4 separate regions of the Homo sapiens genome follow, and all the other regions are linked to region 1. Evidence: chromatin loops called from intact Hi-C (ENCODE). Cell type or tissue: OCI-LY7. All regions are shown on one strand. Each heading gives the region's core, and the rest is flanking DNA. Links, peaks and the distances in the headings are about the cores only.

Region 1 (8,109 bases), core at 1,240-6,239:
CCCTCCTTGAGCTTTGGCTTGACCCAGACCTACTGTTTCAAAGAAGTCTTCTCTTACTATTCCAGTGCACAGTCACATTCTTATCTAACACTTACTTAGAGCACCAGTACTTTGATCTTAATCAAAGGCTGCCTGGTATTGCAATTTAATTTTTGCATGCCTATGTCTGGGACCTTTCTGTGGTCAGCAGTACCCAACACAATGCCTAGCACAATGCCAAGGCACAGCAGAGGCTCCATAAATACGTGATGCATGAATGCATACATGAACAGAATGCTTTCTACATGGGTTGGCATTTCTAGTCTTCAGGAATTGAGGTGTATGTCAGACCTGAGTCTAAAGACAGCAGATTTTGGCTCAACTCTGTTGGTTCTTCCTATAACAAATTGTCTCTTGGATCTGGAGAAGCTAAGATCAGCATATGGAGATAGAAAGAAACCCCATGTAGAGATGGCATGGAGTTATGGCCAGGCATAGGGTGGGGACAGAGAAAGGAGATGAGCCAGCATCCCAAATCCTGCTCCAGGAAGCCAGTGACCAGCATTCTGTCCCTGGTCAATCACTAAAAAGCAGGTTCTGTAATACAGTGAAAGTCATCTAAATTCCCAAGCCCAAGAAAATTCATAGACATCTACCAATGTGTATACAGATTCCCACCTCTCCATCAGCAGAACATTTCCTGCAGGGGTTAGAAAGCATCTATTTGAAGGTCTAAGAAACAGACCTATTTTCAGCCTAGCACAAGACTTCCCAACCCAGGAGAAAAATCACCTGCAGGCCTGAGGGCTGCTGGAATAATCAGAGCAATGTGGCCAGGGCCATCAAGACCACTGGCAGGTGACCCTCAGAATTAGGGACCAGCTATCCCCTCTCCCTTGACACATTGGACACCTAAGCATTCCCTATTCCAGAAACCAGCTTGACTAGAAGAAGGTGGAAGAGGGAGAAACTCCCAAAGATTGAATATTGACCAATAAGTGCCTGAGCTAACTGCTTTAAACCAGAAAATATTGAGGTATATGTCTTTAGCTTTCAAATATAAATTCTTCCCCAGCCTCCAAACCATTTGTTGAATAGGGTTCAAAAATAAGTTGAGATCAATTACATTCTGTTTTTTTAAAGGCCTACAATACTGGCCAATATTCAGCAAGAGATTTATTGCTTTGCCTAACTCATTTCATGCCATCCACTGGAAGACCCAATAGTAATGTCTAGAGCTTGAGTTTGGGATGAAAAGAAGGGAAAGTCCTATGATATGAGGAAAGAACACTTGCAGCATTGCTCTACTAATATATTCACTTTAGCCTTTTGTTTTTCTCTGCTTCGTCAATACGTTTATTGTCTTATCTGAAAAATACTCATAGAAAATTGTTAAGTTTAGCACTCAGCAGATCTCAGAGCTCCTGAGCTCTAAGGAAGCCTGCCTGCTTTTGAGCTACCTGATCATTCTTCTGGGCAGGGGACAGTCTGGGGGACAGGTCCCACCTCTTCTTTTTAGCCTCTTTCTTGGGCTTCTCAGAGAGTGAAGTCTCTCCTACAGCAGCATGAGCTCCTCCACCAAGTCTGGAGTTATGCAGTTCTTTATGTATTGTGAGAACCGTTTCCTATAAGGATCTTCATCTTCTATTAGGTGATGCCTATAATCTGCAACATTCTGTCCTGTGATGTGCTTCTAATGCACTTGTGCATTAAATTCCTTGCTTTCAGAATCATATCCAGGGAATTGTTTGGTACTTTGTGGGATAGACAAGCCTCCATCCACAGCTTCCATGGCCCCAAAAACTTTACTGTCAGTGGTGGTTCTGGCAAGGCCTGCATCCAAATAGTAGGTGAAGGCATCAGGCTGACCATCAATGCTCTCCACATCGTATTCATCTCCAGTCACCTCCTCTTGGCCTTCCTAGATGGCGTCCATGCCAAACGTGTGGAGAAGCCTGCAGGCCAGGACGACGTGCTGAAGCATAATTTGTCAGGCCAGGCTTCACACCATATTTTGGTACTTTGTGTGCATAAGGTGCACGGACATTCATATCCCCTTGCATACAGGCATAAGCAATCTGACAAATGATAACTCTGTTAGGAGTTACATGAACTATCATCCTGGATTTGGACGTGTACTTATTTTCATCCTGTATTACCAAGCGTTTCCAAGCATAGTAATCAGTTTTACCCCCTCATCTACTAAATTTCACTTGGTATCGTTTAAAGTAGGCCTATTCCTGACAACTGTACCAAATGCCATCCTGAGGAACAGAGACCTATGTCTGAAGCTCGACACAGACCTGCGGGCCCAATATCACTAGGGGTGTTGTGGGGAGCTTTTTTTCCTTTGAATTACCATCTAAACCACTGTCAACTCTAAATACGAACATTTGTTTTTCTAACCTAGGCTTGTGTGTCTGGTTCCTCACTTGGTATTGTTTTAAGGTATTGGTTCCAGGCCCCCTGACAATAAGAACCAAAAGATGCCTGGTGACCAGATAGTCCAGGCGCCTTTCTTGGAGAGGCCAATTCAGCAGGCTAGAGTGGGACCCAAGAATCTTGGGTTATTAACAAGTGCCCAGGGAGGGTTGAGAAACACCGCTTTAAGGCGGTGGTTCTCAAAGTGTGGTCCTTGGGCCCACAGCAACAACATTTCCAGGGAACTGGTTACAAATGCACCACCTCAAACCTGTTAAACCAGAAAATCTGGGCGTGGGACTCAGTAACCTGGGTTTACAAAAGCCTTTCAGGGAATTCTTACATGCTTTAAAGTTTGAGAACCACTGCCTTCAGGAAATGATAAACAGGCAGTAAATAACAATTTATTAACTTAAACCATTCATTCATCGGTCCACAGCCCACCCACACCAAAAGACTCAGCAAGAATCTCTCCAGTGTCCTGGTGCCCCTCTGGTGTTAGGTGGCTGTGACCATGGTTCTAGACTCAGCCACACATTTAGAATCACCTGGGGAGCTTTTAATGCTCCTGCTGCCCAGACAGCACCCCACACCCATCAAATCAGAACCTCTGAGCGTGAGAACCAGGCATCTGCACTTGCTTAAGCTACCCAGGTGATTCCGATGTGCCGACCAGTTTGGGAACCACTGTCAGAGCACCTAACAAAGCCTCTGAAATCAGACTTGCCAGAAAAGATAACAATTACAAGACACAGACAAGTAAGGGGGTAGGAGAGCATAGAGAAGGCCCAGCAGGGAGCTTCCTTCATTTATTCACTACTGTGCTTCAAAAGAAGTGTTTAGAAGCAAGGGAAGACATGTAGGAAGCTATCTTTTACAGGATAAAAAGACTAGAAAGGTTTCCCGGAAGTCACTGGGGAATTTGGAACACGCCCTCATTCTCCTGAACATGCCCCAAGACTCAAGAAGTGGATAGGTTGGAGCAGGAAGGATAAAAGTTCTCAACTGCCCCTCCTGACCCTTCCTGAACACACTTGAGCACTACCAGCCCTTTAATTCACTTCTCCTGCCCTAATGGAGATTGGCAAACAGTGGCTGAGAGCACAACTGGGTCCCAGGTTGCAGGATGATCATGAAGATGATAGTGAGAAAGACAGTGGGGGAAGGGGAAGGAAGAGGAGAAGGAAGAGGAGGGAGCTCACCTTCCTGTGAGGTTCCCATATGCTAAGCCCAGGGCCTCAGTCATTTTCTTCTTTAACTTCACACAGCATCTCCATTTGGCAGTGGATGATCTGAGGCCAGAGGACTTGCCCCAGGTCATTTCTGTGAGTGACAAAAGCACTCTCCAATAGAGACAATGAAGCCTCAAAGGAATCAAGGATGTGGGGGGCAAGCAGGAAAGAGACTCTGAGAGGGGAGACACATGAGGCCCCTGGGCGGGGCCCACAGCATAGGGAGACCGTGCAGAAGTCAGCCTTACCATCTACTTTAATCCAGGGGTGAGGTTCTGGATCGTGGGGCAGGAATGGAGGCTTCCTGTGGCATCCAGAGCAGCTGGGGTGAGGGAGAGCGCACGGGAAGCGGGCCTGTGGCAGTGGCCACGTACTGACATACATGGATGGATTTCCACATCCAGACAACCAATGTAGCTACATCAGTGTGTGTCAGCGAAAGGTGAGCCCTGGTTTCACCTGGTGCGGATATAGAGCAGAAGGTTTTTTGTGGTTTCAGAGATATCTTTTAAAAGCCCTTTGGCATCTTCCTTAAGCCTCGTTCTTAATGAGGTCCCAGATGTCTCAACTGGGCCACAAGCACTAGCATGTCTAACTGCATCCGTGAAGGTGGGTCCCCCTCCCCTCCACCAGAGGGCCCATCCTGGGGGCTCTTTTCGAAAGCCAGTGCATATAATTGTTGCATAGGAAGAACCTGATGGGTACCGTGGTAGGGAGAGCAGGGGAGAAATTCCTAAAACATTACACAAATTTATCTCAAATTTCCCATCTGAGCTGGAAGAAATGCCCCAAAATATAACCCACAGGAGCAGCTCTTTGCTTCAATGTTGCAAGTTTTCAGTTAGACAGGAAAGTCTCAGCTTAGGCAACTTGAGAGCAAACCTCATTCAGTGAAGAGGCCCACAAGGTCAGAAGATTGGGACCTGGCTGGGAGTCTCAGGAGAATACAGTGAAAAGAAATCACAAGGTTGCTGCTTCAATGATGTAAATTGAATTGTGGAATAAACATTCATAAAGAAAAATATGGACTGATATATACTGTCAGGCAATATTATGACAAGCATTTTGCACAGATTTAAGGAAATCAGAGCACAAGAAAGGGGAAGCACCCAAGCCAATGCCTGCCTATGCCAGGCAAAGGGTGAAGCATGATCAGCCAAGCATCCAACCACCAGTTCACAGTTACAGGGTAAAGTGAAAACTAAGCTGTTTGGTTGTGGAATGGACCTAGCACTACACAGATCCCAATCACTGACACAGCATTTACAGTAATAACAGCCAACAATTACAGAACGCTCAAAAGTCCTTTGAGAAGCAGTCAAATGAAACTCACAGCATCTGCTGTGGGAAAAATGTTGAGGATATTGTCCACTGTATCACCCAGGTCCCCACAGGAAAGACCCCATTAAAAAATTTCTTCTTTTTTTTTTTTATTGAAAGCTGAGACGAGCTTTACTTCCCTTGAGGAAACAGTCTGGTCTGTTTTGTCATTCCTGAGCACGAAAATGATGTCCTAACTGTTCATTTCTCTTTTTTCTTTTTTTGAAACGGAGTCTCACTCTGTCTCCGAGGCTGGAGTGCAGTGGTGCAATCTTGGCTCACTGCAACCTCTGCCTCCCGGGTTCAAGCGATTCTTCTGCCTCAGCCTCCTGAGTAGCTGGGGCTACAGACTTGCACCACCATGCCCAGCTAATTTTTGTATTTTTAGTAGAGATGGGGTTTCACCATATTGGCCAGGCTGGTCTCGAACTCATGACTTCATGATCCGCCCACCTCGGCCTCCTAAAGTGCTGGGATTACAGGCATGAGCCACCACGCCCTGCCTCTCTCTCTCTCTCTCTCTCTGTCTCTCATTTTTTAAAGCTTCGGGTAGCTCACAAACTCAAAATTCAAATATAGCAGAGGTCTTGATCGCCTATACCACTCATCTCAAAACCATTTTTTAATCTCACCGTCCCCATAGGGAAAAATTTAAGGATAACTCCCTACTAGATGTATATTTATTTATTTATTTATAAATCATATACATGGTCAGGCATGGTGGCTCATGCCTGTAATGGCGGCACTTTGGGAGGCTGAAGCAGGTGGATCCCTCGCATCCAGAAGTTTGACACCAGCCTGGGTAACATAACAAGATCCCATCTCTACAAAAAAAATTAAAAATTAGCTGGGCATGGTGGCACATGCCTGTAGTCTCAGCTATTTGAGAGGCTGAGGAGGGAGCATCACTTGAGCCTGAGAGGTTGAGGCTGCAATGAGCTATGATTGTGCCACTGCAGAGTGAGACCTTGTCCCTAAATAAATAAATAAATGAAATACATGTACATCTATTATTACCCAATATTTTAAAGTGTAATATACACAGAGGCCAAGGCTTGTTGTCAATGACTGAGGATATAAATCCATATTTCAAAGGGTCTTCTAGGGGCCGGGCATGGTGGCTCACACCTGTAATCCCAGCACTTTGGGAGGCCGAGGTGGGTGGATCACCTGACGTCAGGAGTTCGAGACCAGCCTGGCCAACATGGCGAACCCTGACTCTACTAAAAATACAAAAATTAGCCGGGCGTGGTGGCAGATGCCTGTAGTCCCAGTTACTCAGGAGGCTGAGGTAGGAGAATCATTTGAACCCGGGAGGCAGGGGTTGCAGTGAGCCAAGATCATGCCATTGCACTCCAGCCTGGGCAACAAGAGTGAAACTATCTCAAAAAAAAAGAAAAAAAAAGCGTCTTCTAATAATTTCAAATTGTTTTAATTTCTTCTTTCACACCTAGCTAGTTTGGACTGTCATTGCGTTTACTTCTAATGAGGCTAACAAAGAACTTGTCTGAGTAGTAGGAGAAGCACCAGCTTTGCTATTTTCTTATTTGCTTGAATATAATGCTAGCATGTGAAGTAAAAGAAGCAGTTTCTGTGCAGAAGTATAAGTTTCAGCCGCTATCCTCCTTCTGTGAGGATTCACATAAACATGAAGAGTATAAGCTGCAAACCCATGGAACCAGACACAGGTGACATTAAATCAAGACCCAAAGGAAGTGACGGAGCCAGCTAGACAGTTATCTAGGGGAAGAGCGTTGCAGGCAGAGTCAACACCCAGTGGAAAAGCCCTGGGGCAGGAGTGTGCCTGGCTTGTGCAAGGAACAAGGAGCCCCAAGTGGCTGGAGAGAAATGAACGAGAGGAGTTGGAGAGGAGCTCAGAGACTTCACGCAAGTCCAGATCCCGCTGGGCCTCACAGACCATTGTAAAGATTTTTGCTTTGGCTATGAGTGAGAAGGCAAGCATGAGTGTACTGCAGGATACCACAGCCTGCCGAGAGCAGCCAAACAAGGGAGGTGGCCCTGCCTGCCTCCCTGTGGTGTGGAGCTCCTGCCCCGCGTTCCTCAGGGCCCTGTGGCTTCCCTTGGTGTCGTGGGCTGGTAGAGTGAAGCATATGCCAGTTTCCATGTTAAATATGACTAAATCTTCATGCCTCTCCTTTTAGGATGAAGAGTGACTGGCTAAACATACCTAAACATTCTAGTATTAGCATATGTTTTTTCCCATACCACAGTTGATTCTGAGGATACACACTACTTTGGAACTCACCTATTTGTCCCTCTATCCATTTTTACCTTTTCCTGGTCCTGACTCGTGTTTTTTTCCTTGCCCTCACTCTTGAATTTTATTTATAGTAACCATTATTTTTGCCTGGGTTCTCATTAAACCCTTTATGGGATAGAAGTACATATTTCTACATGTTGTGAACAGAATGGATGCAAGAAACTGAATGAGGCCTCCCATTCTCAATGTCCATCTTGTTATCTTGCCTAATCACACATTTGGGAACCTGTAAGTTTGGGATTCTTCCATGAGCCTTTATCTGCAAACATTTCAAGGTCATGTTCAGAGGAATAAATGAAACATGATTATCCACTACAACATGATTATCAACTGAGGAATAAATGTAACATGATTATCAACCAGCATTGATTATCAACTGAAACTGAAATACCTAGACTTTAACAAGATGTTAAGTATGTATCAAAACAAAGATTAAGGCCAGGTGCAGTGACTCCCACTTGTAACACCAGCAATTTGAGAGGCCCAGGCAGGCACATAGCTTGAGCTCAGGAGTTTGAGACCAGCCTGGGCAATAGAGGGAGACCCCCGTCTCTTCAAAAATTACAAAAATTAGCCGGGCATGGTGGCATGTGCCTGTAGTCCCAGCTACTCAGGAGGCTGAGGTGGGAAGATGGCTTGAGCCCAGGTGATGGAGATGGCAGTGAGCCGAGATCATGCCACTGCCCTCCAGCCTGGGCAACAGAGTGAGACCCCATCTCAAAAAAAAAAAAGTGCAAAAAACAAAATAAGGATTAAGACCAGGGACAAAATTAGGATTAGGATTAGATTTGGGTGACAAAAACCCTTAGAAAACAGTGACTTTAATGTACCTGGTTTTATTCATACTTGTACAAAAATGTCCAGAGGAAGGGTCTC
Region 2 (8,109 bases), core at 1,042-6,041, 120 kb before region 1:
CATGGGTTCCCCGGAACACAGACTACTGGGGGCTTTGCCCACTGGAGAGATTACTGAAGAAACTAAATGCACACATAAGCCACCTTCCTTAGATATGTTATCTGAGCAAACATAAAACAATCTTAAAAATCATAATATACTCTACAGATTCTTGACTCTCCAGCTAGCAGTGAATAAATGTTCATTTTTTCAGCCTAATTGTTTTCGGACCACTGACTAGAATTACAGCATGAAAAGGCCACTGTCATGTTCAGTATACATTTTTAATAGACATCTTTAAACATTTAGACAAAATATTATTTTTAAATGGCAATTCTTTAACTGGTAAATGTAATTATCTAACTTTATAAAGAAAAAAAAACCTGACAATCAAAATATTCTGTCACTGCTTTAACGAAACACCTAAAATATCTTTTCAGCAAATGAAATGATTCTTTATTTTACGCTTTTAAAAATGCATTAGAATAATTGCTCTGCAACAAATCACCCTCTCTGCTCCGAGCTTGGCTGCCACATTCCTCTCATGTCCATCAATTGTGCACATTGTCATGATACCCTGATGATCACCAGGGGTGAGTCCCCCTAACAGTATGTTTATAAGAGTATTCGGTTGAGCAATCTGCAAAATAATTGTATTTCAATGGAGATATTATACTGTGAAAAAAATCTATTACATGTCAAGTGCCAGATGAAGCAGTTATAGAACCAAGACACATTTATTGGTGCTTTTAATCAACGCAAATAACTTTGCAAGCTGATCATTCCATTGTTTTCTTGTGATTTTAATTTGCTTCTTTAATAACAGAAATATACTTTTCAACTAACAGTCATCACTTGACTTCTGAATGAACAAAACACTAGATTTTTTTTTAATATTCTGGGTCATATCTCTGTATGATTGGAATCTGTTTTCCCAAAGTCCTAGGGCAAAAAAAAAAGTACAGAAGGTAGTGTCCTTACAAAGGTTGTCCAGAAGTCCACATTTTCCTTAAGTCCAAAGAGAGACTAAGGGACCCTTAACCCCATCTGCTGGTGGCAGAAGAGTTGAGGAATTTTTGCTCCAGTGCATTTTATGTGTTCCTCTGTAAAGTTTAATGTTCAAGCAGGTTTTTTGCAGCCTTTGTATTAAATACAACGTGCTTTCTTTCAGCATGTGGGTCATCACCACCACAATGGAGGGTGCTGTAAACTACCTTTTGGGACTAAATTTCAAAACGTACATTTGTATTTCCAGAAAATGTTGAGTATATAAAGCAATCACTCTTTTAAACCTGAACACGTAATAGAAAGCCATAGACTTTCACCGTGACTTGCGATGACCTTGGCAAACCTGACTATGAGCTCTTTGACCTACAATATTGATGAATTCCTCAGGAGAACAAGAGCTCACATTTCCTGAAGGCTGAGTGTGTGCCGGCTTCTGCTTTAAGTGCTCTATAAGCATTCACTCCCATCATACAACAATCCTTTGAGATAAGTCCTATGGTTATCCCAATTTCCTGATGAGGAAACTAAGACGACAGAGATTACACAACTTGCCCAGTCACCCAAACAATTTCCTGAGGTGTCCCCGCTAGATGCTCAACAGTTGTTTGCTGACAGCAACAAACCTGCTTAAGAGAATCTTCTTGTACCAAAAAAAAAAAAAAAACATTTTAAGGTCTTGTCCATGTCTCCACTGCCCACCCAATCTGAATGATGGTTAAAGTCACTCGCTTGGGAAAGTCCAGCATATCATGAAGTTATAGGGAGCTGGAGCTCCCGGGGTCTCTGGGCATCCTTTGTTCTATAGCTCAACAAGCCCTAGCCCTCGGGAAAGTTTTGAATAGCATCCCTTCCTCTTTCTGCCTTTAATCTTATTTGCAGAAAAAATTCATTTGAAATCCCATCCAAACCTCACAGTAGGATTTCCCTTTTAAATATCTGCCTGCCTGTTTTCCAAGCAGGAAGTGTGGCTAATCACAACATTGTAATTGGAAGAGCCCATAGAGGGCTCTCAGCGCCTGTGCTTAGCTCTGGTTACATTCCGCGTTCCTTGAGGCCTCAAGCAAGTGAGGTCTGCCACCAGGAGGGTGCTTCATCTCCACTGTGCCCCCAAACCTGGCCCCGCAGGGCATAGAGAGGAAAGAGGGGTGTCCTGGCTCTGGCCACCCCAGGTTACAGCCTCGGACTCTGCCGTTAGCCATACCCTCTCCACCTCCTGCTCCCAGCCTGCAGCCACGCAGCTCTGCCCACTCATTATCATTAAGCCTGAGCCATCTGAAAGGGACTAATTATCACAGCCCCAGCCCACAGTGCAGTGCAGATCTTGGAAAGGACAGTGCTGACAAGAAGCCTTTCCAGAACAAAGAAAGTCAAACAGATGCTAGACCCCGAGGAACAGCCACCTTATGAGTGGTAGAGGGGTGTGTGTGTGTGTGTACATGTGTGAGAGAGTGTGTGTATGTGACAGAAAGAACAGGTGTGAGTGTGTCTGTGAGAGACCATGTGTGAGAGTGTGTATGTGTGAGTGTGAATAGTGTGAGAGAACATGTGTGAGGGGGGTATGTGTGAGACAGAACTTGTGTGAGTGTGTGTGTGAGAGAGTGTGTGTGTGAGAAAACATGTGTGAAAGTGTGTGTGAGTGTGAGAAAGCATGTGTGCATGTGTAAGACAGGCAGCGGGTATGTGTATGTACACACACCGTGCACAGTATGTGAGCCTGTGGATGCATTAAGTCTGGAGAGGAGGACGTTTTTTGCTGGAGAAATCATTGAAGTTTAGATCAGGAAGCGTCTTGGATCTCAAGAACTGTCTCAGGATTCCAAGAGTTGTGTCTCTTTATAACTATAATATTGAGCACTGATTATGTGCCAGACTGTAGAAAGTATTTCACATGAATCCCAGCATACACCCTATGAACTATGTATACTATTATCTCCACTTTACAGATGAGGAAACAGAGACTCAGAGAGGTTAGGTCATTTCCTCAGTGTCACACAGCTAATTAATGATGGAGCTAAGGGTTGAATCGAGCAGTCTGATGACAGAGTAGTGCTCTAAACGCAATGTTAATGCTTCATCTTATTCCTAATATTAAAGATGCTGTGTGCACTAATTACCACCATTTTCACCCCTGGATCCGAATATTCACACCCATTTCCACAATAGCACAGGGTCTGGGCCAGAGGTTCTTAGATGTTGGTGAACATAAAACCACTTGGGGAGCTTGTTGGAACCCAGAGTCTCAGCTACATCTCGGTGATTCTGATTCCTTTTGTCTGAGGACCTAGGAATGTGCGTCTTCGACAAGCATTCCAGCCTGCAGTGAATTGCAGTGCTGAGATCACAGAGGTGTCTCTATCCTTGTTGAACACAGTGTCTCCCCGCCTCACCATTTCCAGCACTCTCTTGCTAGGGTCAGTGATGTGAAAGCACAAGACCAAAGCGGAGAGGTTGTCTTTTCCTCCAAGAAATTTGTTTTTATGATCCTAAAATTGAGGGAAAAAATAATCTATTTCATAGACTCCCTAAATATACCAAAAATAAAAAGCGAGCCAATTTATTTCAAGAGACTTTAAGTTCTGTGAGAGCAGGCATGGTGCCTGGCACTTACTAGACATGCAATTAAATATGTGTGAAATATTTGGAGATTCTATGAGTATGTGTGTAGTATTCGGAGATCCTATGAATGAATGCAGAACAAAACCAATCTACTCAGAATTTTTGGCATTTCTACTAATAAAGAAACTTGAAATCTTTAAAGCAGAGTTTCTCAATCACACTATTGATATTTTGGGCCTGATCATTCTTCATTGTGAGGATCTTCTGTGCATTGCAGGATGTAGAGCAGCATCCCTGGCCTCTACCCACTAGGTGCCAGTAGCAATCCCTCCCTGCCCAAAGTCAAGGCAACCTAAAATACCTCCAGGCGTTGCCCCATTTCACTGGGTGGCAAAATCACCCCTGGCTGAGAACCACTCATGTAAATAAAGCAAAAGTATTGAATATTTAATTCAGCTTCAAAAATTTCTGATACTTTCAGATATTATGTCCACTAACTAACATTCTAGCCTTCCCCCAAAGAAGTTTTTGTTTTTTTTTAATGGTCATAGAATTTCAGAAAACTTTGCATCTCTTTTCAGGAAACTTTTCTAACATGCTTTTGAAAAGAGATTAAAAGGGATAAAAAGTCTCAAATTTCAGAATACCAGGAATAGAATGCATATCGTAAGAGTTTTTAGAGAGGAAAAAAATACAGTATATATAAAAGAAAAGAAATTGGAATAATATAGGCCTTCTTCTAGATGCTAGAAGACGTACACAAATATTTTCAAAATTCTGAGGTAAAGTTATTTTCCATCTAGAATTGTATACTCAGTCCAGTATTCAATCAAATATGAGATCTGAATAAATTTATACTTGGACTTGCAAATAATCAAAAAATTTACCTCCGGCCAGGCACAGTGGCTTATGCCTGTAATCCCAGCACTTTGGGAGGCCAAGGCAGGTGATCACAAGGTTGAGACCAGCCTGGCCAATATGGTGAAACCACGTCTCTACTAAAAATACAAAAATTAGCCAGGCATAGTGGCAGGTGCATGTAGTCCCAGCTACTCGGAAGGCTGAGGCAGAAGAATCGCTTGAACCCGGGAGGTGGAGGTTGCAGTGAGCCAAGACTGAGCCACTGCCCTCCACCCTGGGTGACAGAGAGAGACTCCGTCTAAAAAAAAAAATTTACTTCCATATGCCCTTTCTTACAAAGCTCCTGAAAGATATCCTTCCACAAATGGAGAGATTCAACCAAAAAGAAACGTGAGCTCCAGGGAAGAGGATATCTGACATGGACAGAGGATGTAGACGTCCCCCACACCCAAATAGCAACCCCGTCCAAATCTGAGAGAGGGTGAGGACTCTGCGACAGGAGTCTGTGGGAGGAAAAATAGAGATGATCAAGTGTTTGCAACTGGACAAATCATTGATAGACATTGATTGACAGATGTGTTAGTAAATTTGGAGAAATCGTAATGATATGTATTTAGAACTGAGCAAGTGAAAAAGGGCAATTATTTACCTCAGAAATAATTGAGGAAAATAATTCAGAAATAAATGAGGAAAATGATTATGTTACACATTTTGACTGGGCAGTGAACAAGATTTGCACAGTCATAGCAATGTAAACACTGACTTTTTTTTTTTGAGACATTCTCATTCTGTCACCCAGGCAAGAGTGCAGCAGCACGATCTCAGCTCACTGCAACCTCAACCTCACAGGTTCAAGCAATGCTCATGCCTCAGCCTCCCGAATAGCTGGGACTACAGCCGCCCACCACCATGCCCGGCTAACTTTTGTATTTTTTGTAGAGACAGGGTTTCGCTGTGTTGGCCAGGCTGGTCTCGAACTCCTGGCCTCAAGTGATCCACCCACCTTGGCCTCCCAGAGTGCTGGGATTACAGGTGTGAGCCACTGCACCCAGGAACACTGACTATGAATTGAATTAAAATCATGATTAAGTATATACTATGGCTTGAATGCGTCCATTCCAAATTCACGTTGAAACTTATTGCCACTGTGGTGTTATGAAGAGGTGACGCCTTTTGAGAAGTGATTAAGTCATGAGGCCCTTGTGAATGGACTAGTGCCTTATAAAAGGGCTGGAGGGAACTAGCTTAGGCCCTTTTCTGCTCCTTCTCTCCTCCACCGTGTGAAGACACCTAGACAGCATCCTCTATGAGGAACAGCCCCTAAACCTGCTGGCACTTTGATCTTGAATTTCCCAGCCTCCAGAACTGTGAGAAATAAATCTCTATTGTTTATGAATCACCCTGTCTCAGGTACTTTGTTCTAGTAGACCAGCTAAGACAAAATATCCAAAGAATGTTGGTAAGAGAAGAGGGAGGGGGGGTAAGAGAGCTAAATTATTACCTAACACACCAAAAGTCCATAGAGAAGGACTAAAGCATGAAGTCACGTATGTGCATATTATTTGGAAACAGTATGTGCCAGTCAATGCCAGAAGAAAGGATTAAGAGAGTTGAAAGCGGTTGCCTCTGGAGAAAAAGACTCGAAATGGGGGGAGGGGAGTGAAGGACCACTGCTGTTTGTTAGAGGCTTTTTTCTCCCTGTTGTTTAACTGTGTGCACGTGTTACCTTCGTAAAAGCAAAGGCCATCTTAGAGATCTAATAAATGACAAACTGTATAGACATGACTCTGGTACCTGGAGCACAGTGAGTGCACTGACACCAGTAGCTGGGAGGACTATTATTACGGATGCCCCAGTGGCACTTGCCATGTGCCTGCTCCTGCCATCCAGTGAACGGCTGGCTCCCTCTCTCCTGCTCCCTCTGTCCATGCAGAATCGAGTGTTCATATTAGGAACGACATCGGTGCATTGTTTGTGGGGCTTTCTCTCCATTTTCACTTCCATCACCTACTAGCCTTCTTGCTGCCATTTGCTTCAGGGCTTTCCTGCCCCTCTGCCTGGAACGCCTGCCTCCCTGATGCTGCCTCCCAGACATGCTTATCTCTTCCCTCTTCAGCCTCTCTTGACATTTTCTCCTAGCAGAGGCCTTCCCTTGCCATCCCACCTAAAAATAGCAACTTCAACCCTCTACTCTCTCCCCTTGCCCTACTTTAGTTCATTTCTAGCACTTATCACTGCCTGAAATATCTGTTTACCTGCCAACTCCCTCTCTCTCAATTGATTATAAACTCCAAGAGGCAAGGACTTTGACTTTGCTGATATATTCCCAGCACTAGAACTATGCCTGGTGCACAGTAAGAACTAAATAGCTATTTGTTAAGTAGATGGATGATTGAATGGGTAGAAAGATGGATGAATGAATAAATGAATCATTTAATACTCTCATGGTATGAATTGGGTCTCAGCCTAGAGCTTGTGCAGTTCTAGGGTTAATTTTCAGGTGGCCTCAGATTATTTCCAGAGACTGTTTCCTCTGTCCCTGTATCTACCGCACCTATCAAAGCCTGTCCTTCCCCCACTCTTTCCCTCTACTTCCGTATATTTCTTCTAAGTGCAGGTCTCCATGTCTGAGGAAGGAACCTACTGTGAGCTTCTTCAGTTGATAGGTTTCAGCATGTATTTTGCATAGTGAAATGGCTTTTTTTTTTTTTTTTGAGACGGAATCTTGCTCTGCCACCGAGGCTGGAGTGCAGTGGCGCCATCCTAGCTCACTGCAATCTCCACCTCCAGGGTTCCAGCAATTCTCCTGCCTCAGCCTCTGGAGTAGCCGGGATTACAGGTGCCCGCCACCACACCCGGCTAATTTTTGTGTTTTTAGTAGAGACAGGGTTTCGCCATATTGGCCAGGCTGGTCTCAAACTCCTGACCTCAGGTGATCTGCCCACCTCAGCCTTCCAAAATGCTAGGATTACATGTGTGAGCCACTGCATCCAGCCTGAGATAGCTTTTTAAGCCTGGGCATCAGATTTCTAAGAGCATGAGACAAGAACAGCTACTGGTGTGATGTAATAAACAACGCAGGTGCACTTGACAGAGAGAAAGGCCCCAGGAAATTGCGCCATCATGTCTCATTTGTACCTGCAGGGTTTTAACTTATGGAGGTGACTGAGTGACAACACACAGAGGCCAATGCCACTGAAAGAAGACTGGTACTACTCACATGCATGGAAGGGGCATGCCATGCCACACAGGGCCACCTAGAGCAGCACCAAGGTTTGGTTAGAAGGCAGAAGCAGGTGTGAGGGGAAGAACTAGGCCAGACCCTTAATGGAATTTCCATGGGAAAAGCAAGGCAGGGCAGGGGAAACAGCTGAGGACTATCTAGTTTGAATAGTGTCAGTGGGCTCTGGATTATGGGGGTGGTCTCCAGCTGTCTAGTGCCTGGCCCTGGCTGATTTAGGCCAGGGGGAGTATTGGGTGGTGTGTGAGTTAGATAAGGAAGTGGTTCAGATTATGGGCTCTGGATCACATGGAGATGGAAGCAACTTTGGCTTAGTTTGGCCCTGTAGTTAATGGATGCCAGGTAGACGAACACAGACTCTAAGAAAGCATAGTTAGAACACCATCCCCACAACATTCACAAGCCTTTACTTAGCTGAAGCTAGAGATCTCAAGCTGAGAAAGACAAAGTGAATGGCAAACAGA
Region 3 (8,109 bases), core at 1-5,000, 470 kb after region 1:
TATTACTTAATGTGAAGGCTCTCAAAAGGTGACATTTTAAAACTCTGGAGCGCCTAAAAAATGCAAAGGTCCTTGGCAGCTTTAATTGGGGAGGTGCCTAAACCTCTGGGAGGGGTCAGAGAAAACTCTGGTGGGTTTGTTTGTTTTTAAAAAGTGATTTAAAAACAACTGTGAAAGGAAAACGCTTAAAAAAAAAGAAGTCTTTTAGCTCCCAAGGCCCTGTATGTTGGAAGGCAACTCAAGGGAATAAATCGCTAGAGTCAATACCCCGGAAAAGACATTTCATGCCTAAATGAAAATCTTGTTAAATGTTATTAATTTTGACTTAGAGCACACAGCAGCCCCCTGTGCCTTGTATTCCCTTATTAGGGATTCATGTCTTATCAAATATCTAATTAATCTCCTAGACATCATTTGTTCTGGCCAACTTTATCTCAGCTGGTCCGCGGGGAAAACTCCAAATATTCTCTGTGACAAAGCTCCCTTGAAGATCTTTTTAATTGTCTAAATTAACTGCACCAAATTTGCATGTCAAACGGTAAAGGGCAACCTGAGATAAAATGTAAACGTTTTAAAAAGCCCCCAAACTAAGCACTTGATTTGATAACTAGGCTTTTTAATGTTATGGAAGACAACTGCTCCTTTCCTTTTCAAAGACGGCTGATCTATGCAAATAGTGAATTGGAAATGCCTAGGTCCCCGCGCCGTCAAATGGCCCTCGCAGGTTATTTGAATATCAGTGGCGCTGCTTCTGAAAAGGTTCAAGGATGCTCTCTGACTTCTTTGTGATTACTCAGTGCGGCGTCTTATTCTGAAGAAAAAAACTCAGGAATAATTAAAGGCTGGGATCAGGCCTGGGAACACATTTGGGACAGGAATCTCATTTAGACAGTCTCTTTCAAAATAAGGCACAGTTAAATTGACCAGAAGGCAATTATTGAAATGAAAATTATTTTCACTCTCTTTGTCTTCTGACCACCAACTTAACAGCCCCAGTTTAAAAGAGGGAGAAAAGAGGGAGAGACAAAAAGAAAATTGGTAAATGAGATAATTTCGCAATTCGAAAAAAATGTTAATTTAGAAAATAAAGTACATATTTACAGAATAAAAATATTTCTAAAAGATTTCCCACACAAGAGGAAATACAAGCGAAGTCAGCACCAACATATTTTTTTTTTCCATTTTTGATTACTGTCCGCCTTGGGAATTTGAGCGAAGATTTTGATTTTTAGGAAAGAAAAAATAAATTCTTGTTATTAACAATCAGCAAAATGTTTTCTCGGAAACTGTTCTGAAACACCAAGTCGCAAAGTAGCGATAAAACAGAACGAAGGTCCCCAGCAGGGAGTTTGCAGCGTGACATTCAATGGCTTCTTCCTTCTCCTTCTTGAGCTCCCCGCGGCCAGGCTGCCCCGCTCTTCTTACTCGAGTTTTTCTTCACTTTGGCCATTTTCTCTCCCCGATCAAGCTGTTCATAACCGGGAGCCCCCCACTCCCTAAGCGCCTCTGGTCGGGGGATGGTCTTCCGGAGAGCCGGCTGGCAGGGACGCGTTTTCCGGAGGGGCTTCGGGCCGGGGCACTGGAGGCCCAGAGGGTGCCTGGCGCGTTTGGGGGCCGCGGGCTGGCGGCGCGGAGTAGAGGGTGTGGTGGGTCTCCCCAGGAACGCGGGCGCCCGGGCGTCGGGCCCAGGGAGCTTTGTTTCTCGTTGATAATAAAGGCAGATCAAAGGGCCCGGTCGTGCAGGTCCCGCTGGCCGCGCGGCTCCCTCCGCAGGCCAGTGATCAAGGCCTGTGTGCGCTGCCTCTGCCCCGCGGGTCAGCGGACGTCCATCACCCAGGCTCCCGGGAGCGGCGGGCGGCGGCCCCGGACCGAGCGTCCAGCCGGGAGACAGCAGTCCGCGGAACCTGAGCCCAGAGGCAGCGGGGCCCCGGGGCCCCGGCCGAAGCCAACAGGCGAAAACAGGGCCTAGGCCCCCTGCCCGGCCTCCCCCAAGCCCTAGGCGCCCCTGGGGGCGCGGGGAACCTTGACCTGAGCGGGTGGCGACCGGCCGGCCGGTGATGACCAAATTGGAGACAGCGCGCGTGGGAGGCGAGATCCCGCCAGTTACAACACGAGTTCGGTCCCCAATTGCGGTGGGGCCTCGCCTCCCCAGGGCCACCTCGGGGCCCCAGAGGCCTGTGCCTTTCCGGCTCAGGGGCCAGAAGGAGCTGGAGGCGGTGGTCAGGGGCCCAAGCTCAGAGGCGGGTAGCGGCCTGGAGGTCGGTGGGGGCGGGGGACGCGGCCTGGGGGCCCAGAGTCTCGCCCGGGCCCGGTAAGGGCAGTGCGATTTCGAGTCCCCCGGTTTCCCTGGCATTTCCTGTCCCATAGCTTCCAGCGCAACAGAGGAACGAAAAGCAAGTTTTCCTCGGCCCTGCGCCCACCCAGCCACGATCCGCACCATCCTCCAGCGTTTCCTTTTCTGACACCAGTTTTCTGCCCTTGGAATGAATTGGATTCTACCTGATGAGGAAAAAGAAAAAGAAAAGAAAGAGATTTTCTTTCCTCGAGGAGGGAAACAACATTATTTTGACTAGATTAGATTGTGCACCTGAATGGTGCGTCTGGACTTTCCGTCAAATCGTTACAAGTCGTGTAAAATTGAATTTCTTTTTATTCGGATGGAAACTTTATTTATTTTAACTCTAATCTTATTTGCATCTATTATCTGTATTCACTAAGGCTCTCTTCCACTACAAAAATGCAGATGAAGTAAATCTCACATAAATCCCGCCCATTTGTGTAATTGGTATACTAAGTGTTTATTTTAAGTGAGAATAATTTAGCTACAAATTTTCTTAAGGAATAACATTCTTAACACATTAAAAAAACTGAAAACTCTGATTTGCTTTTATGTTTGACAGTAGCTCTTGATTCCCATAAGAGGAGCTTAGCTAGTGCGGCTCGCTGGCGCCACCTAGAGCTCCGAGGCGGAAAGGCCGTCGCCTGCCCGGCTCGCGGCTGTCAGCGCGTGGAGACCGGCTTTTGCCGCGAGCAGCAGCAACCAAGAGGATCCTGCGAAGAAACGCGACAGTTTGCGTTCCAGCGGGGAACGAGCCCTGCTATTGGGGGTGGGGAGCACTACATGGCAGTGGCTTTTGGGCAAAAGGGTCGTTTCTGGAACGTGCTAACTGAAAATCCAAACAAAACAAAATAACGACCGGTTGGCCCTGGTCTTAGAATTGTCCATTTAACATCCTTTTCAAGGCAACTTCAGGGTCTTCCAACTTAAGAGTTGAGAGGGCTGAAGCGTTGTCGGCGGCGACGTGGACCCCAGGATGTGGGGATCCAGCTGTGGACGCAGACCCCTCTGACTCTGCATCCGTGGCTCCCGGCCCGCGAGGCCCGCGTGGACTACCCGGGGCCCGGCTGGAACCAGGCCGATTCAAACAGGCCACCAAACCATCCCACCCCCCTACCCCCTCGTGGGCAATCAGGGAGGCAAGGGACCCGCCGCTTTCGCAGCCCCAACCCGAGGCGGGCCGGAGCAGCCTTCTGCATTGCCTTCGTCCTCCGGCGGACACCCCAGCCCGAGTGGGGCGCGGGGGGCGGCTGGGCAGGCAGGAGCCGGGCCGGTCGCGCAGGGCCCCCGAGGGCGGCGAGAAGCCCCCAAATTCCCCGCTCGAGGCCTCCCCAAAGGGTGCGCACACCCTCCTGGAGCAAACCGACCCCTTTTGTCCTCTCCTTTTCCCTTTGAAACCCAAATCTGAAATCGGGTAACAGTTGGGGGCGTTGGCCGATTTTCTCTCCTCTCAGCGTATCGTCCTCCCCCTGCCGCCCCTTTCCCTCCTCTTCCAGTCCACTATCTCCCCGACCCCAGCCCGTCTTCATACTGCGTGGAGTGACTTCCTCCTCCTCCATTTTTGTGCCCCCCACCCCCAGCGCGTATTTATTGTATTTTAATTTAAAAAGCGACACCTTCAAACCCTGCGCCCGAGGCGGCGGAGGCGCCGTCACCCGCAGCCGCGAGAGCCCGGCCAAGGCGCCTGGGTGCCGGGCTCCCTGAACTCGCGCCGGGGAGAAGCAGTGCGTTTCCGGGGACTCGCAGCCACCTTTGCGGCGGGTAACTCGGCTGGGTTTGTATTTGCTGTTTTAATACAAACCCCGCCGCACTGCCTATTTCAAAGATGTGCTAATTACTACTTGGATAGCAGGGCGCAAAGTCCTTGTCCATTTCCCAGTACAAAGTAGGTTGCTAGAAAATTTGAAATTGCCTTTCAGCCTAAAGCTGCCTTACCTGAATGTCATAATTACAGTAATTATGTACATCCAAATTACATGCTAATTAAATTAGAATCAAATCGTTCTAAATCGAAATCAAATGAGGTAGTGAAGAATTAATCAATGACAACATAAATAGAGAGCTTCCTTCAGAGATATTTATTGTAACGATACAAGGAGGAATTTGATCTGAAAAAGTCACCTGTTTGTTTACTTTCAAATTAGTAATCAGTTATTATCGCTTCTCCATAATTTTAACCGTTCAGTGTTATTTACCCCCCACCCTTCCCAGACGCTGGAGTGTATAGAAATATGTATGAGGTAAATACATACAGACATGCCTCCCCCATATATTGTTGATGTAAATATAGACTGTGTGTTTGCATCTCCAGTTAAGGAAAGGGTTTCAGAATGTCCGTGGGGACACGTCCCTCCAGGGCCGGCTGTCGAGGACCCGGAAAACCACAGCCCCTAAGAGTTCCAGATTTTCCAAGACCCTTATACTCTCTTCCTGTAGAATTTCATACTGGGGGTTTTGCATTGTTTTGCAGGCATGTAACCATTTCTGGGTGATTCATTTATCTATAAAGGAAATGCAAAGTGGCAGGGTGTCTGCCCCAGTCCGCATTCTGCTTGCAGATTGCTGACGAAAGTTGATATCTTCATGTTTGTCCCAGGAGCTTCATAAAGCGCCCTCTTCACCTGTGGAGCCCGAGCGACCAGAAAAATTCGCTCGCTTTCCTAACTGCTGAAGGCGAGTCCGGCCCGCGCGGGGGACTGCGCCCGAGGCCCGGCAAGCTTAGGCGGGGACTAGCAGGGCCCTCGGCGGGCGGGCCCCCAGCGAAAAGGCCTGAGAATTGCTTCTGGGGGGTGGCTTGGGCCAACGGGGGCGAGGGAGCCGCGCAGAGGGCAGGCCCCGACCCTTCCCCGCCGCACCTTGTGGGTCGGGTGTTGGGCGGCCTCCTGGCGCGGGAGGCGCATCTGCTAGGAAGGGTGTGCGCTCCCCCCTTCTCGGCCTCCCCATTTCGGTTTGGGGTGTTTTCGCAAGGTTGCCAGACGGTGCATCCAGAAGGAAACCACCAGAGCACGCAGGGGGGCGTCGCCTCAGGATGGGAAGGGGCGACCTCAGCCAGGATTCATCCCATCACCCTACTCCACCCCCATTCCGGCTTCCTTTAGGTTTAGGGCGACGTCCTCCTGGGAAGCCCTGCTCTGTCAACCCAGGAGCCCTCGGACCTCCACTTCTGTCCACCCCCTCGCGAAGCCCTTCAAGCCCAAGGGACTGGAGAAAGGCGGCTCCGGGGCAGCTCGGGCCGGAGGGTGCGTTTCTTTTCATTCCAGGCAGCTCTCCGCGTTCGTCCCGCACATCTTCGTCATTACTGCTACATTCTGGGCATTCTGGGGGTGATAAGTGTGGCGTGAAGGGAGGAGAAAGGGGAAGGTGCTGTGGAGTTACCTCTTCCTTTTCCATTAGCAGGAACCGGGTTTTAGGAGCCTCGATCAGGTAGGAGAGCTTTCAGAGGCCCCCGCTTTCCCAAACCTTAGTTTCCCCGGTCTGACTTGTTCCTCACAACTTTTTAAAGGTCTTTCTCCTTTTTGATCAGAGAATGCTCCCAAGGCCTGCAGGTATTGCATGCTTTTATCTCTTTTCAAGAAATGATAACTATAGCAGAGCTTTTCTTTTTCAGAAAACCTAAATAAGATTTTTAAATATCCTTCAGCTGCTGAAGCTAAAAATGCTACTTTCTTCCTGGTCTTACGTCCGGAGTGTGGAGTTGCGGCCCTCCAGAGCTACCTCCACCAGCGTCTTGGCCCAGTGGTCATTAGGTAAGGAGAAGAGTGAAATGGCTCAGGTGGATTTTGAACTCTGAGCTTCAATGCCAAAGCATACGAAATGTTCAGTGATTAAAACTGGGAAACGCCTGCTCCCAGCAGCGTGGAATGATTTGATTCACTATCAGCAAGCAGTCTCATGGAAGAACAGCAAGAAAGGTCTCTTCAAGCCTTTCAGATGAAAAGCTTTCTTAAGATTACAGCCCTATGGTTCAAAACAAGATCTCCGCTTCACAATGCAAGGTAAGCAGACCTGCCACTATGCTGCAGAAACCTCTGCCCATTTTGGCCTTTATTAAAATAAATTATGACTAATTTACCACAGAGACGTTCAGATAAACAAGTTCTAACCTAGCAACTTGGTATTTCCTGATTATTTATAAATCGACAGCACCTCCTACAGGAATTAATTTGTTAGTGTTATGTTAAATGTTAGGTTAGGGGAAAAGTCCCTGCGAAGGCAGAGGGAGAAATGCCTCCAAAATGTGTCCTATGCCTCGTGCAGTTCCAGGCTCATGGATAAATAAGAAACTTGTAAGTGTGCCAAGATTTTAAAGGAACTTCTCTATTAAGGGTAAGAATGACAAATTTCACCAGGCTGGTTTTCTAAAAAATATCCCCGTTGAGGACTTTTGTTTGGGTTCTTAAGTCGTAGATTTATTAAACGTGGAGGATTCTTCTTAGGCTTTAGGTACGTAGAGGAATCTCTACACGTACTAGACATCCCTTTTATTATGAGGTTCATCTTATGAGGTTCATCTCCTTGGTCTCTACCTTATATTTCAAAACAAAAGTAGAATTACATGTCCAATATTTTTATTTTAAAAAATTATTTTCCATCATTAGGGTATGTGGAACACATTAACTGAGCCTCTTTAAAGCTATTTGTTATCATGGTATGATTTTGTGTGAAAATGCCTCTCTTCCGTTTTTAAGTTTACAGTTAGAATGGTAGTTCGTTAGGGCTTTTGAGCACCCTTGGGTGACCAAGGCTGAAAGCCAAACAAAATGAACATCTTCCATAACTACATGGAAATTTTTTCTCAGAATTAGATGGTTAAAAATATTGGAGATTTTGGCAGTACTTTATAGTTTCTCAATCCTAACAATAAGGATAATTAAATCAGAGACTAAAAAAAATCTCATGGCCACTTTATAAAAAGTGGACCACATTGGCCAGGCATGGTGGTTCACGCCTATAATCCCAGCACTTTGGGAGGTTGAGGCAGGCAGATTGCTTGAATTCAGGAGTTCAAGACCAGCCTGAGCAACATAGCAAGATCTCATCTGCATTAAAAAAGTGGACCACGGTTTGTGAGTCAAATGAAAAAAGTGTAAGAAATAACGTTTTAAATTCATTTTTAATTTTAGGATGCATTTCAGCATTTCTCTTCATGAACACTGTATTGCTTCAGAAACCCTTTAAGGTAGTAAGTATTGCATAGGTTTTGACATTATAAAAATTATAAAGTCTAAAAAGGCATAAGGTAGAAAATAATCACTGCAACACTGATGAACTCAAGGTGTAAATTAGCAGTGTTTACCAATTTCAAATGCATGCTTTTTTTTAAGTGAAGAAGGGATCTTTGAGGTGCGCTGTAAGTTATTTAACAATACTGTGGAAGGAATTCAAGTTCCTCCCCGCCCCACCCCCACCCTGCGTCTTAAAAATCTAAATAATCAAGGGTTGTTTACCTCTTCACTTAAGTTTTTCTTAGAGGACACTTGTTTTGTGTGTGTGCACAGACAAGTCAAAGACATAATCAGATGATGTGGAGTGGTTTTACTTCTTTCAAATGTTACTCCTACAGAATTTATGAAATTGTGACTGCCAACTATCAAAACCATCTAATCAGTATTTGTTTTGTATTAAATAGCAGATGGTTAAAAAATATAGAACACTGATAAAAAAACTTGTGTCCAAGATGTGAAGTTATGTTTTTTGGAACTGCATGTTACTTGTGATTTGTACCAGTTCTTTCTGTAGTTTTCCTTTACCATATCCTTTGAAACACAAGG
Region 4 (8,109 bases), core at 1,899-6,898, 300 kb before region 1:
ATCAGGAGAATGGACCCTAATCAATGCAGTCTTCCAGTGCCTCCAAATTTGAAATTCAAAAGAAGGATGAAATGAATGAATACAGTTCACTGGTCACAACATAAAAGTAGGCAGTCTTTTCTCTAAGAGATTTCATAGTGTTTAATATAGACATTACAAGTAAAACATTGTTTAAAACACTTTAAACTTATTTTAATTTGAAAAATAATTCCTGCACCTGGCCATTCAAAACTGAGCAATACAAAGATGAGATGCAAAAGGCAAATCTCTCTGTCCTTCTGAAGTCCTTTCTAGTTCCTCCCCCAGAGACGGTTACCCTTAACAGCTTCTTGTTCATCATTCCAGAAAATTTCTATACATATATAAGGTGCATATATATAGGTGAATATGTATATGTATATGATTGTCTTTTTTCCCTCACAAGTGAACCTTCTCTCTATGCTGTTCTGAATCTTGCTTTATTCACTCTAAATGAATCTTGTCCACATACCTACATCAATATGCACATACCTACATCAATACCTTCTCGCTTATTCTTACGGGTGATTACTATTGCATTGTCCGAATGTTCCATCATTTGTTTGACTAATTCTCTACTGAAGAATATTTAGATCAGTTATACAAACAAGAATTTCTTTCCTAAAATTCCTAAGCCAATCTGATTCTGAGAAACCAGGTCTCAGGTTATGCTTAGTTTCAGTGAGCTCAAATCACCACACCCTTCACCTCCATAGGATCCTTGTGAGGGAGAAGTCCCTCATCCTTCTCTGTGCAGGAGGAAAACATGGTGGAGGGACAGCTCTTCCCTGGCTAATGAGGGACATAGAAGCACTCAAGGCTGCTATGTAGCCTTATTCTGTCTATGCTCCCTCTACAGCTTGCTTAATTGGGTTCTAGCACCGGTTCTCTGATGCAGCCCTCCACTTGCCCGGGCCTGTTGCATCAGTGTGACCTGCCAGCTCTCTCCTCAGACCATCTGATGCTGCTCGGCTCACTGCTCAAGCCTGTCTTCTCAATCTACTTCTTGTGCCTCACATGTTTGCATCCAGAAGGCTTATTTGGCCTCTGGGAGCTGGGCACTTCCTGCTTTTGGGGACAGCTTCTTTCCTAAGAGTCTGAGACTTCACTCCCTGGTGTTTGGTCTCTATCTCTCTAACCAGCTCCTTTGCTCCTCCTCCTCTTCCCAGCCACATTGTGTTGGAAGGCCCCAAGGCACTGAAATTAGCAATACCAGCTTCTCCAGCCACACTCCCTCCCTAGGTGACTGTACCAATGCCACTCTCTAACATGGTTGAACAAGGAAAAAACCCAGGAATCACCCTGACTCCTCTCTTTTTCTTATATCAGGGTTCATTAGGTCCCATCGGCTCTGCTATTGACTTCAGGAGTGGAAACCACACTTGTCTCTTGTCTGAGCCTTTTCATGAGCTGCATTAGGCTGAATATAAGAAAAATCAAGGAAACAACCAGCCCAAGGAATAAAAATGTGGTTGGCACTGATAACATGAAATCTGGGGTGTTGCACATGCTTTCATGTTCTAATTTGCTCAAAATGCTATTGTACCACTGGCGTCTTTGCTCCAGCTAGGGAAGAAAGGGCAAATAAGTAGAGAAGTGACCACTCATGGCACATCCAGTCATTGCCTGTTGCTGCCCCCTGTAGTCCACCCTCGGAGGTATCAATCACAAGAAGGTACTGGCCAAGAGGGCAATGAGGCAGGCCCAGAATCTAGAACAGTGCTGCTAGTATTGGTAGCTAGCAGTCATGCATGGTTACTGAGCACGTGGAATACAGCTACTCCAAATGGAGTTGTGCTATAAACATAAAATGTATGCCAAATTTCAAAGACTTAGGACAACAGCAAAAAAGAATGTAAAAACATCAATAATTTTTTAAGCTGATTATATGTTGAAAAAAGTTTTTGCATATATGGGTTAAATTAAATGTTGTTAGCATTTTATCAAAATTAATTTCACCCTGTTTCATCTTTTTAAATGTGGCTACTAGAAAATTTAAAATTATATAAGCAGCTTGCGGTGTATTTCTATTAGAGAGCACTGGTCTAGAAAGTCCAATAATTGGGGTTTTAAGAAATCTAACAGCGTTTTAAAATTTCAATGATATGTTGTCCGTGAACACTAATTCCTGAGAAGTTTCCATTATTCAAGAAACGTTCAAGGAATGAAAACCCTACATTTGAATAGTCTTCCAAGTCCAGAGCCCTCATAGGGGAACACCTTTGTTCTCTAAGAGTGAATTTAATTTCCTAAACTCTTTGCTCATTTATTCAACAAACATCTATTGAGCACTTACTATGTGTCTGATGCAGCTAGACGGTGATGCATATAGAGGGGAAAATGAAAATCTCCTCATCTCAAGAAGTTTATTACACTGGGGATATAGATACAGAAATAAATATCCAAAAGAATTTTTCCAAATAGGAGGTGTACAAAGAATGAGGAATGTCCATTCACTTGGAGTCAGACCTGATGAATGAAATAGATGATTGAGTTAATGTTCAAAGGAAGGTATGAGTGACTCTACAGGAAGGACACTGATTGTCTTTCACAGCTTCTAAACAAGATGGACCAAAATTGGGAGAAATGGCTGCTCCAGTGTTCGAATAAATGTGTCATTTAGCCTGCTAAGGTGCTCACTTGGAAAGGGACAATGCTTATTTTAGCTTTTAAGTATTCCCATATTTGTACAAATAAAACCCTACACTTTTGTTCTGCTCCAGTGCCTCCTGCTCAGCCCAGAGTTCCCATGAACCAGCTATGCTGGCTCTGGGTGAATGGGAGGGATGACCAGGGATGGAACCTTAGGAGACAGCTGTCAGGGGTTAGGACATCTTGTACAAGATGCTTAGTGGACTGGAAGGGGAACCAGCAACGTCTGCCTCTGTACTTTCTTATTCTCTTAGAGAAATGTGGAAATAATATCCAAGGGTCCTCTCAAAAAACCGAACACCGCATGTTCTCGCTCATAGGTGGGAATTGAACAGTGAGAACACATGGACACAGGAAGGGGAACATCACACACCGGGGCCTGTTGTGGGGTGGGGGGAGGGGGGAGGGATAGCATTAGGAGATATACCTAATGTAAATGACGAGTTAATTGGTGCAGCACACCAACATGGCACATGTTTACACATGTAACAAACCTGCACGTTGTGCACATGTACCCTAAAACTTAAAGTATTAAAAAAAAACACACATGAACTTGCACTGTGAAAAAAAAAATATCCAAGTGTCCTCTAATCTAGGCCATGGCAACCTGTCCTATTGGACAGTTAGGAAATTTCTCTTATCCCAATACTCAGTGTATGAAATTCATTCTACATAGACTCCTACCGTGTGCCTCATAATCAGTTCTATTTAAATTAAAATGTTTTGAAAGAGGAATTACTCTGGTGATTAGGACAGACTAGGGAATGCCTCTGCTCATTTTTATTCCAGTATGAGACACACCTATAACTGAGGGCACTGACCAAATGGGTAAGAGAAAGCAGAACCAAGCTTCATGGCCTGGAATTACAGACTTGTCTGGCTGATGTTCGGTCACACAAACATTTTCTCATACTGGTAAATGTCGACATCACCCAGAGGGTGCTTGGTCAACTCCAGTGCAAACTATTAACCACATTAGAGAAAATAGCCCTGGAGAGGTATCGCTCAACCGTTTTAACTTCAAAAGATGTCATGAGAAGAGCCACAAATTATTATTGCTGACAATTTGTACAATATGTCCCTGGTGAAATGTGTGTGTCCCTACACTGCACCATTTTACATAACAATATGAAATATTAAAAGGGAAAAACGTTTTGTAATAAACAGCAGTTTTGCTGATTGCGGCTGATTATGTTAAGCAGCTTGTACTGTGGGTGTCAGAGGAGACTTAATAGCTCCTATAACTAATCTCCACGACTGACCTCTCCCCTCGGCTGATGAAGCCTATTCAAAAATCTGCTGCCCTTTGCTCATTTTCAGATCTTATATTTCTGAACTGTTTGGATCGTGCATATATTTGCTAAAGTTGTTGTGTACAGGATTTGTGTGTGTGTGTGTGTTTAAAAAAATATACAATCCATGAAGAAAGATTCCTGCCAGGGCTGTCTTATGCATTATTTAAAAAAAGGAACAAACTACACAAACAGTAAAAACAACGCATATTTACAACATTCATATCAGATACTGTGTCATTTATTATAGCTTAAGACCGTTTCTGTATTGAAAGTGTGCGAAGAAATATAGGGCCAACATTTTTTACTCTAACTTTAAAATAAAGGGTAAAGGATGTCTTTCTGGGGAAAAGCGTCATCTGGGCCATTTCATCAGCCTCGATGGCTGGTACTTAGAAGCAAAGTGCTATTCAATCATGAAGCAATTTCATTTTTCTGATAAAAGTTTTTGATTTAAATGGAATTTCATAGAGAACATTTCAGAGTATAGAGAACTCCTCCATCAGTAAGTGCAGATAAACATGTAAGTGCATATGTGTAAGTGTCTATGATTAACAGTTTGCTCTTCCTCTGTTACCCAAATCCAAGGATGTTTACAAAGCCACAGGGGAAATGTGGAGGTTGGTAAGAGCAGCGCTTTAAAGAGCAGAGACGTCAGTCCTCCCCACACTATTCAAATGCAGCCATCCTGGGGAAATAAAACCAAATAAAGACAAAAGAGGGAGGGAAAAAATCAACAATTCAAAAAGTAAAGTGTGTGAATCTGACTTGCTAGAGAAAGGGGTAGACTCAGTACAACAAGGTCACAAAAAGGTGCAGCCTTCGATGAGACAAATACCGGCTGAAGCTGGCTGATAAATATTTCCTGTAGGATCTGAAGCAGGTTGTCACCAGCAAAACAAAAATCCCTAGGGGGCAGTACATAATTAACAATTTGAAGATGTGGCCGCGTGTCATTGTCTCAAAAGGAGCCAGGGAATCCTGCCCCCAAAAGCACAACCCGAGTTCCCATATTAATCTTACTGTTTCCCTATAAACGAATATCAGTGTTTCCCCAGAGGCTCAGAAGACGCCTTTGCTCTGGGCTGGCAAATGTCTCCTGGCTCATGGTGTCATTTTCCTGTGATTTTAAATCAGCATCACCAAACCTGTTCCTCTAGTCTGAGCAAAATCACACAGCATGTTTAGGAAAGCAAACAAGTATTTTTTTCTATTATCAAAGACATGAATAAAATCGGGACTGAGAGAAGAAATCTATTTACACAGGGTGCCTGAACGAGTGTTTAAAGACTTTTAGAACAGTGACTCTCTAAAAACAACTGACCTTCAACTAAATTGCACCCACACACCAGAACAAAAACTCGGGAGAGATTAACAGAAGTCATAGAGAAGTTTTGGCGTGGTTTAAATATTTCTTCGGTTTATTTCAAGACAGGTTGGAGTTTGGAAGGAGGAAGAGGTTAATTGCCAGAGGTTAATAGAACAAGGAAATACTGAACTTAATCTTGGGGTGGTTCTGGCATTCACTTAAGAGAAGTCAGCAATATTTCCCAGGGGGTAGATCCAGGACAATGCCAATTTCGAGTTTGTTCTGCTGCTGAACCTTGGAAGCAGTGTGGACTACTGCTCAGAGCAACAAATTTGGAGACAGGAGACCTGGGCCACATTCCCACCTGTGACTGAAAGTGGGTGCTCCTTGGGAAGTTTCTCAGATTCTCTGTGTCTTGGTTCCTTCAATTGCAAACTGAGTTCAGATCACTTGCCACCTGCCTACCTAATCAGAATATTGTGAGGGTTAATGAGATTGCACTTGCAAGGTGATTGCCTCATCATATAACTCCAAAGTATTATTATTCATCATAAAGACACAGCTGCAATATTGTATATTGTTACATACCAGATGCCATGTTTCTATTTTTAGCAACCTAGAAATGACAGTGTCTTAGAATTATACAGTGGGAGGGGCCTGGCAATATTACCTGCCCCAAGCTCTGTTCTGGGTCAGGTGGGTGTCTAACCAACCAAAGATGGCTGGCTGTTCAGTCTCACTTTATGTCTAAAGGAGGAAACTCTTCAGCTCGCCTTTCAGAGGAAATTCCAGTGTTATCATTCTGATGGTCAAGAGTTATTGCTTAAGTCTGAATTCTCCCTTCTGTTTTAATTAAAATAATCTTTTTCATTTATTAATATGTATGTGGGTCTCCTTCATGTAGTGATCTTGAGGGGCAGAAACCATGTCCTATGCATTTTTATATTCTTTAAGTCACTTCCTGGTAAGGCAGTACCTAGTAAACACTCAAGAAATGCACTTTGGATTGAATTCAGTTGTTTGTAACTATGTGGGCAGAAAGAAAAACACTGATAGCACATTTCATACTAAGAGCATGGGTCCTGCAGTCCTAGCCCCCTGGAGGCTCAGGCTGGAGGATGACATAAATACAGTTCTGGGCTAACAGGTGGTGTGGCTATGGTGTATGTGCCCACATTTGGAAAGGAAGTTGCACTTCAACTTTCTTTTCCCTAAGACTTTCAAAAAGCCCTGTGGTTTGTGCTATGGCCTGAGTGTTTGTGTCACCTCAAAATTGATATGTTAGAATGCTAATCCCCAAGGTGATGGTAGTAGCAGGTGGGGCCTTTGGGAGGTAATTAGGTCATGACGTTGGAGCCTCTATGAATGGAATTAGTGCCCTTATAAGAAGACACGAGAGAGCTTGCTTCCACTCTCTCTCTCTGCTTTCTGCCCATATGAGGATGGCACGAGAAGACAGCCATCTGCAAACCAGGAAGCAGGCCCCAAACACCAGATCTTCTGGAGCCTTTTGGACTTCCCAGTCTCCAGACTGTGAGAAATAAGTTTCTACTGTTTATAAGCCATCTGGTTTATGGCATTTTGTTACAGTAGTCCAAACAGACTAGCACAGTTTACCCACTAGTGTTTTATGCTCTTAGATACAGTGATTAATGAAAGCTTCAATCAAATTTTCCTGGTTTTCAATGCTGTCTGGTCTATAATTACTATATTAATTCAACCCTATCTCCCATTCTTCCCTCTTTTTTTAAACTTTTATTTTAGGTTCAGGGGTATATGTGCAGGCTTGTTATATAAGTAAGTTGTGTGTCACAGGGGATTGGTGTATAGATCATTTTATCATCCAGGTAATAAACATAGTATATGATAGGTAGTTTTTCAATCTTCACCCTTCTCCCACCCTCTCACCCTCAAGTAGCCCCAGTGTCTGTTATCCTCTTCTTTGTGTGCATATGTCCTCAATGTTTAGCTACCACTTATTAGTGAGAACATGTGGTATTTGGTTTTCCGTTCCTGTGTTAGTTTGCTTAGGATAATGGCCTCCAGCTCCATCCATGTTGCTGCAAAGGACATGACTTTGTTCTTTTTTACGGCTGTGTAGTATTCCATGTTGTATACGTACCACATTTTCTTTATCCTGTCTACCATTGATAGGCATTCAGGTTGATTCCATGTCTTTGTTATTGTGAATAGGGCTGCAATAAACATTCATATGCCTGTGTCTTTATGGTAGAATGATTTATATTCCTTTGGGTATATACCAAATAATGGGATTGCTGGGTAGAATGGTAGTTCTGTTTTAAGCTCTTTGATAAATCTCCCAAATGCTTTCCACAATGCCAGTGCCCATTTTTTTAAAAGATGGGCATAACATTTGTTCACTTTTCGACTGAAAAGGAACCTCTGTCCTTCATAGTTTAAAAGAAAAATTCCACAAGCTCGAGTTCTACCTGCATGCCATTAGGGCTGGCTCCCTTACATGCAACTGGCTTTCACAGATTCTCTGTAAGCTTTTGGCCCCTGCTCTAGTATGGCTTTAACTTTTCCTATACAACTGAATGTTGATTGTTTTACAGTTCACATCTGATATTTTTCTGGAGAGACTCGTAGACACATGATGACCTCACTTTTATTGTCCTCTGGAGCATTCCTTCCTGTCGTGGAAATTGGCTTAGGCCTCCCCCTCCACCAGTGCTGGGTCCAGGTCTTGCTCTGCTGCTGCTGAAGCAGCTTCTGTAACACTTGGACCCCAAGAGGCAAGAGGCCCAAGGAGATGGGCAAAGGCATTGGGGCTCAGAATATTAAGGTCTGGGTTTGAAGGATGTTTTTGTTTGTTTT

The links. Hi-C counts contacts between places; a loop is a spot of excess contacts. Peaks named below come from ENCODE experiments on the same cell type or tissue, not always from the same donor. Only the 100,000 strongest peaks of a DNase experiment are listed, where the experiment ranks them.
Region 2: a loop joins it to region 1, with 2.5 times the contacts of the local background. A loop is called at or near these places in 3 of 110 quality-filtered maps.
Region 3: it touches region 1 in a loop (2.3-fold over the local background); 41 of 110 quality-filtered maps call a loop at or near these places.
Region 4: a loop joins it to region 1, with 8 times the contacts of the local background. A loop is called at or near these places in 9 of 110 quality-filtered maps.

The regions. Positions count from the first base shown.
Region 1 is chr2:173,870,253-173,878,361 of GRCh38, forward strand. It overlaps the pseudogene RPL5P7. Among named protein-coding and RNA genes, the nearest start is that of SP3, 91 kb to the right of the region's middle. RefSeq lists a silencer at 4,782-4,911. In OCI-LY7, for the core only: CTCF peaks have their summits at 4,282 (motif pointing right) and 4,483; DNase peaks (open chromatin) are centred at 4,159 and 4,789; H3K4me3 peaks cover 3,102 bases; H3K27ac peaks cover 3,460 bases.
Region 2 is chr2:173,748,493-173,756,601 of GRCh38, forward strand. No RefSeq gene overlaps it. Among named protein-coding and RNA genes, the nearest start is that of SP3, 210 kb to the right of the region's middle. In OCI-LY7, for the core only: CTCF peaks have their summits at 1,074 (motif pointing left) and 3,864 (motif pointing right); a DNase peak (open chromatin) is centred at 3,869.
Region 3 is chr2:174,338,719-174,346,827 of GRCh38, forward strand. No RefSeq gene overlaps it. Among named protein-coding and RNA genes, the nearest start is that of SP9, 7.8 kb to the left of the region's middle. RefSeq lists an enhancer at 1-1,449 and a silencer at 2,863-3,157. In OCI-LY7, for the core only: CTCF peaks have their summits at 2,946 (motif pointing left) and 3,148; DNase peaks (open chromatin) are centred at 2,973 and 4,073; H3K4me3 peaks cover 1,435 bases.
Region 4 is chr2:173,566,607-173,574,715 of GRCh38, forward strand. No RefSeq gene overlaps it. Among named protein-coding and RNA genes, the nearest start is that of CDCA7, 220 kb to the left of the region's middle. RefSeq lists a silencer at 6,407-6,466. In OCI-LY7, for the core only: a CTCF peak has its summit at 4,847; a DNase peak (open chromatin) is centred at 4,865.